Linked DNA regions of Homo sapiens: regions 1 and 2 are each linked to region 3. Evidence: chromatin contacts called from ENCODE Hi-C or POLR2A ChIA-PET data. All regions are on one chromosome and are shown on one strand. The core of a region is the stretch at or near the end of the contact, and the rest is flanking DNA. Distances in the headings are between cores, read along the strand shown. Region 1 overlaps ARHGAP10 (Rho GTPase activating protein 10). Region 2 has its middle 19 kb from the start of LINC02507. Region 3 overlaps ARHGAP10 (Rho GTPase activating protein 10).

What was found. Hi-C counts contacts between places; a loop is a spot of excess contacts on that map. ChIA-PET counts read pairs that join two places held with the same protein, here RNA polymerase II (POLR2A). Pooled maps may share reads with other maps.
Region 1: a loop to region 3 is called in a pooled map, with 11 times the contacts of the local background. The contact joins two enhancer-like sites. A Hi-C loop is called at or near these places in 1 of 37 single-sample maps with no recorded cell type and 3 of 50 pooled maps. POLR2A ChIA-PET finds 5 or more read pairs at or near these places in 1 of 52 experiments (BJ).
Region 2: a loop to region 3 is called in a pooled map, with 2.2 times the contacts of the local background. The contact joins two enhancer-like sites. A Hi-C loop is called at or near these places in 2 of 50 pooled maps. POLR2A ChIA-PET finds 5 or more read pairs at or near these places in 2 of 52 experiments (AG04450 and WTC11).

Annotation. Positions count from the first base shown.
Region 1 is chr4:147,982,633-147,986,243 of GRCh38, reverse strand. The region is part of intron 18 of ARHGAP10 (Rho GTPase activating protein 10); the gene reads right to left. Among named protein-coding and RNA genes, the nearest start is that of MIR4799, 200 kb to the right of the region's middle. Within about 2 kb of position 1,968, at least 3 of the 41 ENCODE cell types and tissues checked have a DNase peak (open chromatin) inside an H3K27ac peak, as active enhancers do.
Region 2 is chr4:147,549,236-147,552,929 of GRCh38, reverse strand. No RefSeq gene overlaps it. Among named protein-coding and RNA genes, the nearest start is that of LINC02507, 19 kb to the left of the region's middle. RefSeq lists an enhancer at 1,906-1,965. Within about 2 kb of position 2,134, at least 5 of the 41 ENCODE cell types and tissues checked have a DNase peak (open chromatin) inside an H3K27ac peak, as active enhancers do.
Region 3 is chr4:147,798,543-147,802,155 of GRCh38, reverse strand. The region is part of intron 1 of ARHGAP10 (Rho GTPase activating protein 10); the gene reads right to left. Among named protein-coding and RNA genes, the nearest start is that of MIR4799, 18 kb to the right of the region's middle. RefSeq lists an enhancer at 1,688-1,987. Within about 2 kb of position 2,080, at least 2 of the 41 ENCODE cell types and tissues checked have a DNase peak (open chromatin) inside an H3K27ac peak, as active enhancers do.

The DNA.
Region 1 (3,611 bases), core at 719-3,218, 180 kb before region 3:
TAGCTCACTTCATCCCTGTAACCACTCCATCAGGGAGGTAGTTCCGTTTTTCTTATTTCATAGATGAGGAAACTGATAATGAGGTTAAACCGGTCACTTAAGTCCCTCAAAAGTCACATGACCTTTTTTCCCAAGATGGCAGATGAGAGGCTTTCCGCATACCTCAGCCACTTGCAAATAGCAAAATAGTGCATAAAGATAAACCCTGTGAGCTTTAATTCAAACAGGAAAACGGAAATCCACTTCAACAGCAAAGGACACCCCAGACTCCAGAGAGGAGAAGGTGGGCAAACAGCCTCCATGATGGCATCTGGCTGGTAAAAGTGAGTGAAGCCTCAATACATAAGAGGCAGAGGACCTCCCGCTGTCATTTCCCTTACTGCTAGGGATCCGCGCAACCCAGGCCGAGGGAGAGCACTTTGTTTCTCTTCAGCCTTGGAGCTAACTTGGGGAAAAGCTTACAGACGCTGAGACGGACACACTGAGAAAAGCTGCATGTATTTTCTCAGAACCAGGAATGACAAGGGGATGCCATTTTTAATCCAGGCTCAAACAAGGCAGTCATTCTTCAGCAATTTGGCAGTGTGGTCATGCAGACAATTTAGTCTTGGATCAAATATTGCAGCATTTGCTCTGCAGCAGGGGAAAGGCCTCCACAGCCAAAACTGAGCAACAAATATAGAAAGTAACCCAACAGTAGGTACTAGAATTGTGCTCTCCCCCATCACAGGTCCAAAAGTAAGAGGAGAGTCGCTGTAGCCATGGTTTATCTGGGCAATGAGGCGTGCAGACAGAGCCAGCTTGGTGGCCTGGAACTGGTTTGCATGTGTCCCTGCTGGGTGCCCAGCCTCCTCTCCTGAGGTTATGGTGCAGCAGGGCCTTCTACACTCCACCCCCAGGCAGATTTCCATGCATTCAGAGCACCTGCTCACCTGGATCAGTAGCCTGAGCCACCCATCTTTCCTGTGCAGAGACCGTGGTACAGTGAGGCCCTCTCTTCCCCACACCCAGGAGTATCTCCAGGCATTCAGAGCACCCACTTGCCTGGATCTGCAGCCAGAGCTACCCTTCCCTTCTTGTGCAGAGACTGTGGTGCAGCAGGGCCCTCTCTGCTCCATACCCAAGCAGATCTCCTGGCACCTGGAGGACCCACTCTCCTGGATGAGATTAGGCAGCTCCACTGCCTCATGCAGAGAACTTGAGACCAGGTGAGGTTCCCAGCTCCACACCTAGGCACATCTCTATGTGCCTAGTAGCCACCCATTGGACCACCCCTCAAAGCTGATGCTCGGACCTGCCATTGGGGGACCTGTAGGTGGGCCTGCCTGGTCTGGCCTGCCCATCTTGAAGCCCTCCTCCAGGTTGGAGCAGGGCGCTCAGACCACTGTGCACTCCACAGATTGGCCCTGAGGCAACAGAGAGTTTCCCCAGTAAACAAGGATCAAGTTTCTACTCAACTATATTGGCCACAGCTGGCTCTTAACCCAAAAGCCACTTCTTGGCCTGGACGTTGAATGGCACAACACAATAAGAAATCAGACATAAGCACACAGCACTCAGGAACGAGGTTAGTCTCCTGAGACCACTGCCCCCTGGTCCTACAGGAGGCAGTGAGCCTGCTCACAAGCCACCACAGAAATGCTATTTATAACCACAGAACTCAAACAGACACCTTGCCAGTGAAAACAGCCAGATCTGGAGACCCAACTCTTGGTGTGGTCCTCCCACAAGGGAGGTGGGAGCACAGCCTCCAAAGGCCACCGTGGGTCAAAGGAAACACGGGCATGGCATTAGCCGCTAAAGGTGGCACCACCACAGCCCTGGAACGAACATGGAGAGAGGGTCGTCTCATACTCCCTTCCCGCCTCCTCAATGTGCTGTGGCGGACTTGGCAGTGCGTCCTCCTGCTGGGGCCTGGAGAGTTTGGGCTGAAAGAAACTGCTTCCTGGGGCTTCTCCAGTGGCTCCAGCCGCTGAACGCGAATGTGTACTGGGGGAGGGCGCTTTTCATGCTTCTCTGTTGCCTCCCTCTGCCCATTCCCCAGGCAGCTATTACTCTTAAGCGCCATCTACTGGACTGCAGCTTAAACAACACCACCAAACAAAATTACACCCCTACAAGCAACAAAGGAGAAAGCCACTGTAGGAACCTCTCTGCAACCAAGGAACTCATAAACAGCCTTGGAACTCTGAAAATACCCAGAAACGTAGCCAAACAATCACACACAATATACACCACAGTAACAGCCCCAAGGACAAAAAGAATAAAAAAATCAAGAACTCTCATCCAAACAATAACAAAATCAAAAAAAAGAAAACATCAGTTCTTTCAAATGAGAAGAAACCAGCATAAGAACTCCAGCAGTAGAAAAAGCCAGACTGTTTTGTCACCTTCAAAGGATCCCACTAACTCCCCAGCAATGGATTCTAACCGGAATGAATGTCTGAAATGACATATAAAGAATCCAGGATATGGATAGCAAAGAAATGCAACAAGATCAAAGAGAAAATTGAAATCCAAGACAAGAAACAACACAAAAACGACTCAAGATTCAAAAGATGACATAGCTATGTTAAGAAGGAACAAAACAGAACTTCTAGAATTGAAAAATTCACTATAGGAATTTCAAAATACAGTTGGAAGTCTTAACGGCAGATGAGACCATGCAAAAGAAAGAATTTCAGAACTCAAAAATCAGTGCTTCAAATGAACCCAGACAAAAATTTGAAAAAAAAAAAAAGAATTTTAAAAAATGAACAGGCCGAGTGCAGTGGCTCACGCCTATAATCCCAGCACTTTGGGAGGAGGAGGCGGGCGGATCACGAGCTCAGGAGATGGAGACCATCCTGGCTAACACGGTGAAACCCTGTCTCTACTAAAAATACAAAAAATTAGCTGGGCGTGGTGGCGGGCGCCTGTAGTCCCAGCTACTCGGGAGGCTGAGGCAGGAGAATGGCGTGAACCCGGGAGGTGGAGGTTGCAGTGAGCCGAGATCGTGCCACTGTACTCCAGCCTGGGCGACAGAGTGAGACTCTGCTTCAAAAAAAAAAAAAAAACAAAGCAGCCAGGCACCATGGCTCATGCCTGTAGTCCCAGCACTTTGGGAGGCCAAGGCGGGTGGATCTTCTGAGCCCAAGAGTTCAAGACCAGGCTAGGCAACATGGTGAGACCCCCATCTCTACAAAAAATGCAAAAACTTAGCAGTGCATGGTCATGCACACCTGGAGTCCAGCTACTAGGAAGACTGAGGCGGAAGAATCACCTGAACCCAGAAAGTCGAGGCTGCAATGAGCTGTGATTATACCAGTGCACTCCAGCCTGGGCGAGAGTAAGACCCTGTCTCGAAAATTCAGGAAAAAAAAGAAAGTAAGTAAGTATTTGAGAAATACGAGATTATGTAAAACAACCAAATGTATACCTTATTGGCATTCCTGAGAGAAAAGAAGAGAAAATAAGCAGCTTGGAAAACATATTTGGGGATAAAATTCAGGAAAATTTCCCCAATCTTGCTTGAGAGGTTAAAATGCAGATATAAGAAATCCAGGCTAGGTGTGGTGGCTCACACCTGTAATCCCAACACTTTGGGACACCAAGGCAGGAGGACTGCTTGA
Region 2 (3,694 bases), core at 885-3,384, 250 kb after region 3:
AGGCTTGGGGCTTGCACCCTCTGAAGCAATGACTTGAACTGTACGTTGGCCCCTTTTATCCACAGCTGGGACACAGGGCATCAAGTCCCAAGACTGCACAAAACAGCAAGGCCCTAAGCCCAGCACAGAGAACTATTTTTTCCTCCTAGGCCTCCCTGCTTGTATTGGGAGGGGCTGCCGTGAAGACCTCAGACATGCCTGGGAGACATTTTCCCCATTGTCCTGTAATTAACATTTGGGTCCTTGATACTTATGTAAATTTCTGCAGCAGGCTTGAATTTCTCCTCAGAAAATGGGTTTTTCTTTTCTATTGCATCATTAGGCTGCAAATTTTCCAAGCTTTTATCCTCTGCTTCCCTTTTAAACACAAGTTCCAATTCCACACCTTATCTTTGTGAATACATAAAACTGAATGCATTTAGTAACACCCAAGTCACCTCTGGAACACTTTGTTGCTTAGAAATTTCTTCCACCAGATACCCTAAATCATCTCTCTCAAGTTGAAAGTTCCACAGATCTCTAGGGCAGGGGCAAAATACTGCCAGTCTCTTTGCCAAAACATAGCAAGAGTCAACTTTGCTCCAGTTCCCAACAATCCTCATCTCCATCTGAGACCACCTCAGCCAGGACCTTATAGTCCATTTCACTATCAGCATTTTGGTCGAAGCCATTCAACAAATCTCTAGGAAGTTCCAAACTTTCCCACACCTTCTTGTCTTCTGAGCCCTCCAAGTCTCTAGGAAGTTCCAAACTTGCCCACATTTTTCTGTCTTCTTCTGAGCCCTCCAAACTGTTCCAACCTCTGCCTGTTACTCAGCTCCAAAGTCGCTTCCACATTTTCAGGTATTCTTATAGCAGTACCCCACTCTACCAGTACCAATTTATTGTATTAGTTCATTTTCATACTGCTATGAAGAAAAACCTGAGACTGGATAATTTATAAAGAAAAAGAGGTTTAATGGACTCAGAGTTCCACATGGCTGAGGAGGACTCACAATCATGGCAGAAGGCAAAGGAGGAACAAAGGCACATCTTACATGGTGGCAGGCAAGAGAGCATGTGCAAGGGAGCTGCCCTTTATAAAACCATCAGATCTCATGAGACTTATTCACTGTCATGAGAATAGCCTGGGAAAAACCTGACCCCATGATTCAATTACCTCCCACCAGGTCCTTCCCACGACAAGTGGGGATTATGGGAGCTACAGTTCAAGATGAGATTTGGGTGGGGACACAGTCAAACCATATCACCAATGTTGGAAGTGAGACCTGGTGAGAGGTGTTTGGTACATGGAGGCAGATCCCTCATGGCTTGGTGCTGTTTTCATGATAGTGAGTTATCACAAAATCTGATTGTTTAAAAGTATTGGAGATGAGTGAAGAGAGCTTCCCCCCACGTCTCTCCCTTGCCCCTGCTTTTGCCACGTGACATGCCTGCTCCCCCACCACCTTCCACCCTGATTGTAAGCTTCCCAAGGCCTCCCTAGAAGCTGAGCAGATGCCAGCACCATGTCATCTCCCATAAAGCCTGCAGAACCAGGAGGCAATTAAACCTCTTTTCTTTATAAATTACCCAGTCTCAGGTATTTTTATAGTGATGTGAGAACGGCCTAATACAGGCACTTTTCTTTGTATGGCACAAATAGGCCTTTGTCCTTAAGCCTAACATACAGACAGAGGACATGGAACTCATAGGAAATCCTATGCCTGAAGACACAGGCACTTTTGATCATCAGTGAAGACCTTCTTCCTTTCCAAGACTGCCATTTCCTCCCCCTCTCACCTTCTCTGGGAACTTCATCTATCAAATATCTTTTTATTTTCATCCCTACACAATTTTTTCCTTTCACTGGCGTCAATTCTTCTGTCCTAAAAACGCTGAGGTTGTATTTTTCTTGAATATACATACACCTTTCCTTTGCCCCTGCTGTTTCCTCTGGCTGCTGCCCGAGTTCCCAAGTGTTCTCACAGTCACACTCCTTGGACGAGCAGCCTGTGTGTGCTGCCTGCACTTTCCCGCCCACCCTGACTTAATCTTGTTACCTCTCTTACTGGTTTGCAGCTTCATAAATGACTCAAATTTTCACGTGACAGCTATTTGAGAGGGGCATGTTCTGTAAAGGGCAATTGCAGCTGCTTTCTGCCATGAGTAACATTTGGAGACACAGAAACACCTAACAGTCATACCCCCTGAGAGTCTGAAATGGAGTTCCTACAGGGGTCGACGTGACTATCCCACAGAAAAGCCATGCTCTTTGACAGCAGCTGGGACTGCAGCTGTGGGGGAGGAAGCTTGGATTGTCAATTAGGAGAGATTTTAGTATATTATATTAAGATGGCCCAGTAAAGAAAGTGAAAGTAGTTTTAAATAGGAGCCCAAATTTAGTATGCTGAAGAATCTAACATGATCAATGTCTGGAATTTGTCATTTATGTTCAGCAGTGAAATAGAAATGTGTGTCTTTGCCCAGATTCTTCCTGAAGCTGAGCTTGAACCAAGGATTTGGGTGTAAGTGGTTTGTTAAGGCACAGCTTCCAGAGGAAATTAGTAAGGGAGTGGAAGAAGTAGGCTGCGGGAAGGAAAGAGAGAAACTAAGTAAAGTTGAGATGTCAGGTGAAGTCCCAGACTCAGCCTGATCTCCAGGGTGCAAGGTGTTTACCCCACCTTGAGATACAAGAGCTGGTGTAAGTCCACACCAGTAAGTCATTGGCTATAGGTCGTGGTGGGGGTGGAGGAGGATATACAATTCCAAGGCAGTTCTTCTTACAGTCTAGGCGGGCTCCAGTGTCCAAGGGTGAGCCACCGATTGTTGCAGGTGTAAATATTAAGCAGTAGAAACACTGCTGAGCCCAGGAGTTCGAGACCAGCCTGGGTAACATAGCAAGACCCCCCTCTCTACTAAAAACAAAAAGTAAAAAAATAAAAGAAAGTCAGGTGTGGTGGCATGCACCTGTACTCCCAGCTACTCAGGAGGCTGGGGTAGGAGGATTTCTAGAGCCCAGGAGGTCGAGGCTGTAGTGAGCTGTGATCATACCACTGCACTCCAGCCTGGGCGAAAGAGCGAGACACTGTTTCAAAAACAAACAAAATCCAACAAAAAAACCCCAAAACTTTGAAGCTGGAGATGAGTGAAGAGAGCTGGTAAAATGGATGCAAGGGGGTCCGGTCTGGTCTTTGACAGTGTCTGCTTACGTGTCCCTAACGGTGTATGCTCCTCCATCGTGATGGTTCCAGTGTAAAGTGGAGCAATTTCATGGCATCTGGAGCTGTTGAACTCTTCAATGATGGATCAACCCAGGACTAGTTTGGCCATTCTGGAGACATCCTGGCTGTAACTGGTGATATTAACTATGCACAAACCTTATGATCCAGCAGCAGTCCTGCTTACATCTCCCAGAGAAATCATGCAAATCCCCCTGGAGACTTGACAATGATGTACGGCACTGTCTTGTTTAGGGTAGCAAAGGACTGGATAAGTCAGATATATATCCCCATATGTATTAGTCCGTTTTCAAGCTGCTGATGAAGACATACCCGAGACTGGGCAATTTACAAAAGAAAGAGGTTTATTGGACTTACAGTTTTATGTGTCTGGGAAGGCCTCACAATCATGGCAGAAGGTGAAAGGCATGTCTCACATGGCGGCAGACAAGAGAAGAGAGCTTGTGGAGGGAAACTCCCCTTTTAAAAACCAT
Region 3 (3,613 bases), core at 831-3,330:
AGCAAAAGGAATAAGTCCATATGGAAAGAAGAAAAACAGAGTCAGTCCATCCTCATACGCCCCACTCCTCCGACCTGTCAGTCATCATTACTCAAGCATCATTACTCAAGCGACATTAAACAGGGCCAGTGTTTAGTCCTATTTACTCTGCCTAGTTCTTGCTGTGCCTCAGGGAGAGAAATCAATGCCTCCCATCCCAGACATCCAAAGAGTTTTGGGATGAGTTCAACTCCGGCTCCATTTTCTGTAAAATCCCTGGGGACTTCAAAAAACATTACAAACAACTTAACAGTTAACTTCTGGGTTTCTCCATTTCTCCATCTCTGCAGCAGAGGAAAAAAAGCTTCATGGAGAACTATTTTGAGAGGTATCTGATGTCTGTGGAGTAAACAGCGATGACCTGATGAAAAGTCCCACATAATGCTAAGCTATGAGATTAATTCGCTTGGGTGGTGCCACCAACCTTCATTATATTCTTTACTCTCTTTGAAGTATAATACAAATGGTGATGATAACCAGTGAGAGAACTTTCTTTTGCAAGAAACATTTTATAAGGCCATTCAAATGTTTTATAGTAAAAAACAGACGGTATGTTATTTTACACTTTACAAAAAATGATGAATACTAAAATTGGAACAAACACAGCATGTTATTCACTCTTAATATAATTGAACACTGGATTCTTTTCCTGTATTCTGAGAGGTTTTCCACTTGATATATAAATTATTTTGTGTGTTAACATTATAAAGCCCAGAGCATTACAGCACAGCAATGGTTCTCTTCTCTTTTCTTATAGAGAAGTCTTCAACTTAGTTTGCTACAAAGAAACAAATAGTGGATTCATTAAGAGGAGTCTAACTCTAGTCTGTGTTCTGTAATTAACGACCAATAGAGCCCCAGGACCAGTCATTTAACCTAACTGGTTCTCATGTTTCCTTACCTCCATAAGACCCCTGAGAGATATGTTTTACTGAACGTAGAAAAATAAATGCTAAATTTTGCTGACATTTTTCATTGCTTTTTAAAATTCCAACATCTAAGAATGAATAAGGCTGGGCACGGTGGCTCACGCCTGTTATCTCAGCACTTTCAAATGCAGAGGTGGGCAGATCACTTGAGGCCAGGAGTTCAAGACCAGCCTGGCCAACATGGCGAAACGCTGTCTCTACTAAATATACAAAAATTAGCCAGGCATGGTGTCAGGCACCTGTAGTCCCAGCTACTTGGGAGGCACAAGAATCACTTAATCCCACGAGGCGTGGGTTGCAGTGAGACAAGATTGTGCCACTGCACTCCAGCCTGGGTGACAGAGTAAGACGCTGTGTCAAAAAAGAAAAAGGAAAAAAATAATGAATGACAAGGCACAAGACAGCATAGAAAACTATGTCTCTCTGCTCCTCCCTACTAAGCGCTATAAACCCTGGAAATAGCAGAGGAGATAACCAAAGGAGAACTCTGAAAGATGGTAAGAAGAAAACAAACCAGTTTGTGACCCCAAAAATGGAAGAACAGCTCAGTGAAACAGTATCTTGCATCCCCCTATGCAAAGTGGTCACCCAGACCCACCATTTCCCAACCCATGACATGAGAACAAAAGGCAGCTCAGGTAGGCTCATTCCTATGACCCAGATCAAACACGAGTCCCCCTCACATCAGATAAGTCCTACACCATCCAAAAGAAGGACCAACCTAAAGCCCCACCAACAATAACTAGGGGAGCCTCGACATATGCAATAGGGCAGACACAAGACTCCCCAGCCACAAGTGACCTGGCCCAGGAAGCCTCTCTGGTCACATGGGCCTAAGACGCCCTTCCATTGCACACAGACATGAGGAAAACCGTGGGGCACAGGTAGAGAGATTCCATCTCAACAAGTGTCTGGCTCAAGAGCTCTCTGTCCCCCACAGGAAGGGGGACTATGCCACAGTCAGGAAAGTCCCTCAGTCTCCAGGGTCCTGAGACTACGTTTCCCCCACTGGGAGACACCTAGTAGCCCAGCCTAGGGAAATCCCTTCTGCCTCCACAGCCAGCAATAACAGCAGGGGGAAATGAGACGGCAGCCCTAGCGGCATCTAACCACCAAGCAGACAAACACCACAAAGGCTCTGAAAGTTAAACTGTCATTGGAACCACAGCCCACAAATGTAGGGCAGGACCTGTGTGCTAAGACTAACTGGGTGGCTGCCTGCTAAAACAAAAGATTTAAATGGGATTCAGAACATTCCCACTGCCCGCACCCCCCCAAAAAAAAGATAGGCAAAATGTCCAGAATACAGTCAAAAATCACCCACCATACCAAGAACCAGGAAAATCCCAAGTCAAATTCCCATTTTAGCCAAAAAACTGACCCTAACCCTGAGATAAATCAGATGTTGAAATTATCTGATGAGGATTTTAAAGCAACCCTCTTACAAGTGCTTCAATAATCAATTATAAATTCTGTTGAAACAAATGAGAAACTAGAAAATCTCAGAAGTGAAATTATTTTAAAAACCAAATATAAATTATACAACTGAAAAGTACAGTAACAAAAACTCACTTGATATGCTCAATAGTAGGATGAAAATGACAGGATAAAAAAAATCACTGAACTTGAGGAAAGACAACAGAATTCACTCTATCAGAACAATAGAAAACAGGCTGTGAAAATAAGCAGAGCCTCAGAGACCTGTGGAACAGCAAAACATCCAGCCTTGTATCATTGAGCCCCAAGAGGAAAAAGAGAATAGGGCTAAAAGAATATTCAAAGAAATAATGGCTGAAAACATTCCAAATTTGGTAAAAGACATAAACAGATTTAAGAAGCTGAGCAAATTTATGATCAGAATAAACAAAGAGAGGCCATCCCAGCATTAGGAAGGCCAAAGCAGGCAGATCACTTGAGGTCAGGAGTTTGTGACCAGCCTGGCAAACATGGCAAAACCCCATCCCGTCTCTACTAAAAATACAAAAATTAGCCAGGCATACTGATGCATGCCTGTAGTCCCAGCTACTCAGGAGACTGAGGCAGGAGAATCGCTTGAACCCGGGAGGCAGAGGTTGCAGTGAGCCGACATCACACCAATGCATTCCAGCCTGGGTGACAGAGTGAGACTCCATCTCGAAGAGAAAAAAAAAAGGACAAAAAGAAATTCAGGCCAAGGCTAGGATCAATGGTAAACATCAATAACTAGTCTTCTGAAAACTAAAGACAAAGAAAAAAATCTGCTTGAAAGCAGGCTGTGAGAAATGATACATGATCTGTAAGGAACACCAATTCGAACAATGGATTTCCCATCTGAAACCATGGAGACTAAAGGAAGTAGCACATTTTTCAAGCGTGGGGGGGTAAAAAGTCTATATATATATATATATATATATATATATATATATAGAGAGAGAGAGAGAGAGAGAGAGAGAGAGAGAGAGAGAGAGAGAGAGAGAGAGAGAGTGTCTCAAACTCCTGACCTCACGTAATGCACCACCTTGGCCTCCCAAAGTGCTGGGATTACAGGCGTGAGCCACTGCACCCAGCCAAGGCTAATCTTTTGTATTTTTAGTAGAGACGGGGTTTCATCATGTTGGCCAGGCTGGTCACAAACTCCTGGACTCAAGTGATCCACCCACCTAGGC